Linked DNA regions of Homo sapiens: region 1 is linked to region 2. A link is a loop called in an ENCODE intact Hi-C map of the cell type or tissue named here. Cell type or tissue: endothelial cell of umbilical vein. All regions are shown on one strand. Each heading gives the region's core, and the rest is flanking DNA. Links, peaks and the distances in the headings are about the cores only. Region 1 overlaps TIAM2 (TIAM Rac1 associated GEF 2). Region 2 overlaps TIAM2 (TIAM Rac1 associated GEF 2).

Region 1 (2,801 bases), core at 134-2,633, 130 kb after region 2:
CTGGCTACCAACTTCAGGGGTAGTGATGGGCCTGAGTTGTCACTGAGCATTGCTAGATTTGTAGTCTTGGCTAGGTCCTGCTTTCCTGGTGTTTGCTTGTAAAACACTTCAAGATCCATGGATAAAGGGTGCTTTGTAGTATAAATGTTATCAAGCACACATTTCTTCCTTTCCTTTGCAGCCAAGGCAAGACTTGTGATAAAGATGTTTTTTTCCCCAGCGTAACCTTTTCCATGTGGCTTTCTACACCTCTTTCCTCTGGGAATTCAGTATGTTGAGTTCTAATTTCTTGGCTTAGAATCCAAGTTGTAATGTTTGGACTTAACTGTTTGGTTTAATCTTAGTTAAAAACACATATATGTGTACACACACACACACACACACACACTCTTAAGCCTAATTTTTAAATTATCCTTAAAGTATCCATGTAAATAAATGGGAGACAGTTTTCTGGAGAGAGCCGTTATTAACAAACCATCTGGTTATCTGCCTACCTGGAATGTATAGGTATATGAGGGACGTACATGTTTTTCAAGGCTTTGGAGGATGTAATAAATTTTCAACAAGGGTAATTCTGCTTTCCATTTGTCTTTTCCAGTGAGTGGATTTTCATGCAGTTCACTGGGGACTTCCTGGGCTGAAGAGTTGGCAAGGTCATTAAACATATCCCTCAAAATGTGCAACAGACTGAGTGATAGTCAGTGTCAGGGGAGGAGTTCATAAACTAATTTTAGAATACTGGTGATTCTGCCCTGAGATGGGCCAGCAGCAGGGATGGGAGATCAAAAGGGTCTCATAGAAAAGGTGGATTTGAGGGAAAACCAAGACTAATTGCCCTCTTTCCCCTGGGTGAGATTTCTACTAATATTACGTCTCTATTCTTGTACTGCCATTGCTATGCCAATCTGTTTTCTCTTTCTGCTACCATAGCAAGAACGTCCAGTGTCAACGACCCCTCCAAGCCAAGACCAGCGCTTGGTAGGGACTGGACAGGGCTGGGGGCCCCCAGCACCGGGGTGAACGGCAAGGCAGGGCTGGTGGCCCCCAGCATCGGGGTGAACGGCAAAGGCAGGGTTGGGGGCCCCCAGCACCGGGGTGAATGGCAGAGGCTTCACTGACACGGGTGCAGCCCGTTTCCACTGGCCCCAGTGCACCCTTAGAGATGCAGAGTCCCGTGAAGTTGAACTTGATGTCATAGAGTTAAGATTGATTTCCTGATTTTTTAAATTTGATAGCCACAAAATTCTGCCTATTGTTTTACTTCCTGGCCTGGCTCTAATGTGAAATGTCCTGTTTTGATTTCATGCCTCCAAGTTAGAGCGGTAGTCTGTTGTCCATGGGTTGTTAGGTTTGGTGACATTTTGGCATTGGCCCAAGGTTTGCATTCATTTCCTCTAGATGCCACGATTTAAACCATGGCTGTTGGAATTCCAGTGTTAGGGAAGCTGGGAAGTGAACGTGAACCCATTGGAAAGAATTTGGACGTGTGTGCAGCTGGAGCTGCTCTGCCCCTTTGCCCTGGTCCTCGGGCCCCGGGTCATGGCTTGTAGCATGTGCAACAGTAGCATCAGATGGGCCTTACTCGATGAGAAGACTTGGTTTATAGTTTAACTGCTGCATCAGTGGCTGGAAAAAGATACTGGCCAGGCCTGCAAGAAGCAGCTCTGGCTGTAAACCTCTTGCTACTTTCCCTTGTTTGTAATACTTGAGTTCTGTCAGCCTGTTAGTTTGGATGAGTTTTATTTGCGGGGAGGAGCAAATGCGCAGTTTCTTGAGATCATAAAGTACCATGGAGGGAGAAAGTACTGCTTCCGAAGTCCAAGCTTGGAGCAGGCATCTTTCTCTCTTGGCTTCTATGTGCTGTTATCGGTTCTATTGTATAAACTTGTTTGTTCATATCAAGACTTATTTTTAAAGGAAGTAATGAAATTGGAAAGACTGAAATAGTTTTCAAAACGTCTGAACTTTTATGAATGAGGATGCAAACACAGTAGTAGGATAAAGTACCGTGAAGTGGGCCCCAGGCATTTGTTTACAGTGAAGGCAGGCTGGTGTTTCTTTCCTGTCAATGTGAAAGGCACTTGCGAAGCACCCAGATGGTGGTCATGTCATTGTTATTCGTATGCTGGAGGTTGCCACATGAGAAGTGGTCAAAAAAGTTTATTGGATACAGATTTGAGGGGATAGTTAACCTATACAAGAGGACACATTTGTGAGCATTTTAGAAGCATTAGTTTGCTTAAAAATTGTGTCTAATAATTATAATGCAATTTCTAATTAATGAAGCAAACTCTTAATAACTTCTACCTGCAATACTTTATTTGCTTATGAGGGGAAGAGTAAGTACTTAAAAGCATATGTTGCAGTATTTTTAGAGTAACGTTTGAAAATTCAGGCACATTTAGTTTCACTTTTCTCCCTTAGTCTAAGTAATGTTTTCTATTAGTTTCACTTTTCTCCCTTAGCCTAAGTAATGTTTTCTATTACTGTGAGATAAAAGGAAATACTAAAAATTAAGTTATTTTACATGGCATTTGGAGAACAAACCGGGTACTTTCTCATAAATGGCAAAGTCCCCTAGGTATGTTCAGTTTCTTGTTCCCATTGATGGTCAACGGAGTGAGTGAGTGTGGGATTTTCTGTGGCCTCTTACATTGAGATTCCCTAAATAATGTGGTGTTGTGCTTAAGGATGAGGGCTTTGGGGCCAGAGGGCCTGAGTTCACATCCCTGCTGCTCCACAGTGCAGCGGTGGGACCCCTGCAAGGAATTCGATCTCTCAGTTTTCTCATTTTTAGTGTG
Region 2 (2,801 bases), core at 34-2,533:
TGCTATTTTATTTTTTAAAATTTATTTTATTTTATTTTTTTGAGACGGAGTCTCACTCTGTAGCCCAGGCTGGAGTGCAGTGGCGTGATCTTGGCTCACTGCACCCTCTACCTTCCGGGTTCAAGCGATTCTCCTGCATCAGCCTCCCGAGTAGCTGGGACTACAGGCTCCCGCCACCATGCCTGGCTAATCTTTGTAGTTTTAGTAGAGATGGGATTTCACCATATTGGCCAGGCTGGTCTCGAACTCCTGACCTCAAGTGATCCGCCCTACTCGGGCTCCCAAAGTGCTGGGATTACAGGCGTGAGCCACTATGCCCCATCCTCTGATGCTATTTTAGAAATACTAAAAACAGACATCTTAAAATCTTACAATGTAGCATTAGAATCATATTGAAATCATAAAATACTGGGAGAGACCTTAGAGTGAGTTCAGACTCACTTCAGAAGATGGAGGTGAGAGAGTTTAAGTAACCTGCCCAGTTTCTCCCATCTCGTAAGTCTGGCCATTATGCTCGGGCTTCTGAGCGTCCTCTCACTTCTTCTCCTGCTCCTCACCTGTCCCCTACCTGTGGCACATTGTTGCTCCTCCTAACTGGGGCTGGAGGACCCAGGCTTTCTCTGCACATAGATGCTTACCAGTCCCCATGGCTCCTGTAGTACAGCTGAGGTTTGGGGTCTACAGCTGGCTTAGTCTGTGCTCCTGCAGGTGTGTGTGCCATAGACGATCCAGAAAGCAGGTCAGAAAATCTCTGTCTGCTTATTTCTGTGTTTGATAATCTGTAAGTTCTCTGTATTCCGAGTTTGATGTGGAGTTTTGTCTCTTTTGCTTTGGAGAACTCGAAATTTGGGAGACGGCTTGCTGGGAGAGGTGAGGAACTCAAGGGAAGAGAAGAAAGGCATGGTTACCAACATTTACTACATACCTTTTCTGCATCTGGCGCTGTGCTAGGTACTTCCAAGTGCTTGCTCCCCTCTGCTACACAAAAGGGATATTGGAAAGCCATATTGTACACGAGGATATTGAAGCATAGAGCTGGGATTGAATCCCAGTTTGTCTGACTTCATATCCTTCCTCCCAACTCTTTCTAGGGAGGGGGAAGGGCACAGAGCCCATGTGCGTTTTATGAGCCATATGGAAGTCTGAAGAGCTGCTCAGCTCTGACAGCTGTTTAAATTATCTGTGACACTGCATCCCACCATTAGCAGGGATGATGGATTGTTGACAGTCTCCATCAGAAAAGGCTGGAGTCCCAGTCCGTGGAGGAGCACTTACAGGGTCTTTCCTAAGTGCTGAGTAAGTATAATTGAAACTTGGATTCTAATTATTATTGCTGGGTTAGAAAGCATTGAAGATACTGTTAGGCAGATATATGTCTATGTATCTGTCTACACACACACACACACACACACACACACACACACACCTGAGATGGGGTAGATCATTGTATTTTTGTGTCTACCAGCAAGAAAAGGAAGGAAAAACTAAGGTGATGTGTATTTTTAGTAGAGATCTTCCATAATTTAAAGTCATTTTGTTATTTTCTTTGCTTTCACACAAAAAATATGTGGACCTTTTCTGTGTACCTTACTCCAGTAAATCTATTTTGTCTGTTCTCATGCTACTCATTTGTATTCCATTTTTAATTAACTGTTTGTCCTTGAAAATATATTTTTCTTTGTCTATTCTTATTTGGTGGAACTGTTTCATCTGTTTAGCTAGTGTTTATACTATTTGAGGTCATTGACCTTATTCTTATGTCTTTATCTTCCCTCATTATGCAGGATAGGGTTTAATTCATAGGCATCAAATAAATGTCTATAAAGTAGTCTTTTTATTGTTTCTTTCTCAAATTACTACAGTATTATGTTAAGTAGTTTTTGTGTTTTGTCTCTAAGTTTTGTTTAGTTCACCGTAGTGCTTTTTTTTCTATTATAATGTAAATCTTGCTGAGTTTTAATGCTAGTCATTTGTGAATATCTGATACATGAAACTCAATCACAAGACAGATGTAATTGTAAGATGATTCTTTGCTGTTTGTATCAATATAGGATGCTTTTGACTCTGGTGGATGGTTTTCCTGTTCTTTTGTCTTTAGTTTTTGGTCTTTTTGTGAGTATCTACGTACACTCAATTGTGAGTTCTTGTCATTTTATATTATGTGGTTCATTTACTTATTTAATTTTTCCTGCCAAATATTTTTCCTTTTTAAAAGTATGAGAGAGAAAGACATTTCCTTGGCAGAGATAGGGCCAGAGCAGCAGAGGGAATTGCAGTAAGCATCTGTTTACCTTTCTGATTCCTTCTTTGCAAATTCTTCTCCTATGAGAAAAGAATTTCCTTTAGGCTACAAGCAATGGGGCAGGCTCATGTTGAGTTTGGAGTATGAGTTGTCCGTCAGGAGGCTGGAGAGGCAGACTGGAACAAGAGCTGGTAAGGGCTTGAAAGTGTGGTTAGGATGTCTGGGTTTAACTTGGTCTGCAAGTGGGGAGGTGTTGGAGGGTTGGACTGGCAGAGTAGGGTGTGCATGCTGGAGCTGGGGGTTCCAGCTGGGCTACTGCAGGAGTCCTGGTGATCTGTGCAGAGAGTCCGCACAGGGGGGATAAGAAAGAGGAGAGAGAACCGTCCAGATGAGGCAGCTGGCTGGATATGGGGGCAAAGCATAGGGAGGGGTAAAAAATGACACTGGGCATTCAAGCCTGTGTACCTGTGGTAAGGATGATGCTACTCTACTAATGGAGTTGGGGGAAGATTACATTTGGGTCAAGTCAAGGAGAGTTTGGGTTTGATTCTTCTGATTT

Evidence for each region. Hi-C counts contacts between places; a loop is a spot of excess contacts. Peaks named below come from ENCODE experiments on the same cell type or tissue, not always from the same donor. Only the 100,000 strongest peaks of a DNase experiment are listed, where the experiment ranks them.
Region 1: a loop joins it to region 2, with 1.8 times the contacts of the local background. A loop is called at or near these places in 2 of 110 quality-filtered maps.

Annotation. Positions count from the first base shown.
Region 1 is chr6:155,141,031-155,143,831 of GRCh38, forward strand. The region is part of intron 5 of TIAM2 (TIAM Rac1 associated GEF 2); the gene reads left to right. Among named protein-coding and RNA genes, the nearest start is that of CLDN20, 120 kb to the right of the region's middle. In endothelial cell of umbilical vein, for the core only: no CTCF peak of the experiment used is centred there; DNase peaks (open chromatin) are centred at 201, 1,371 and 1,941; H3K27ac peaks cover 1,974 bases.
Region 2 is chr6:155,012,528-155,015,328 of GRCh38, forward strand. All of the region lies in intron 1 of TIAM2 (TIAM Rac1 associated GEF 2), which reads left to right. Among named protein-coding and RNA genes, the nearest start is that of TIAM2, 19 kb to the left of the region's middle. In endothelial cell of umbilical vein, for the core only: no CTCF peak of the experiment used is centred there; DNase peaks (open chromatin) are centred at 1,104 and 2,304; H3K27ac peaks cover 1,977 bases.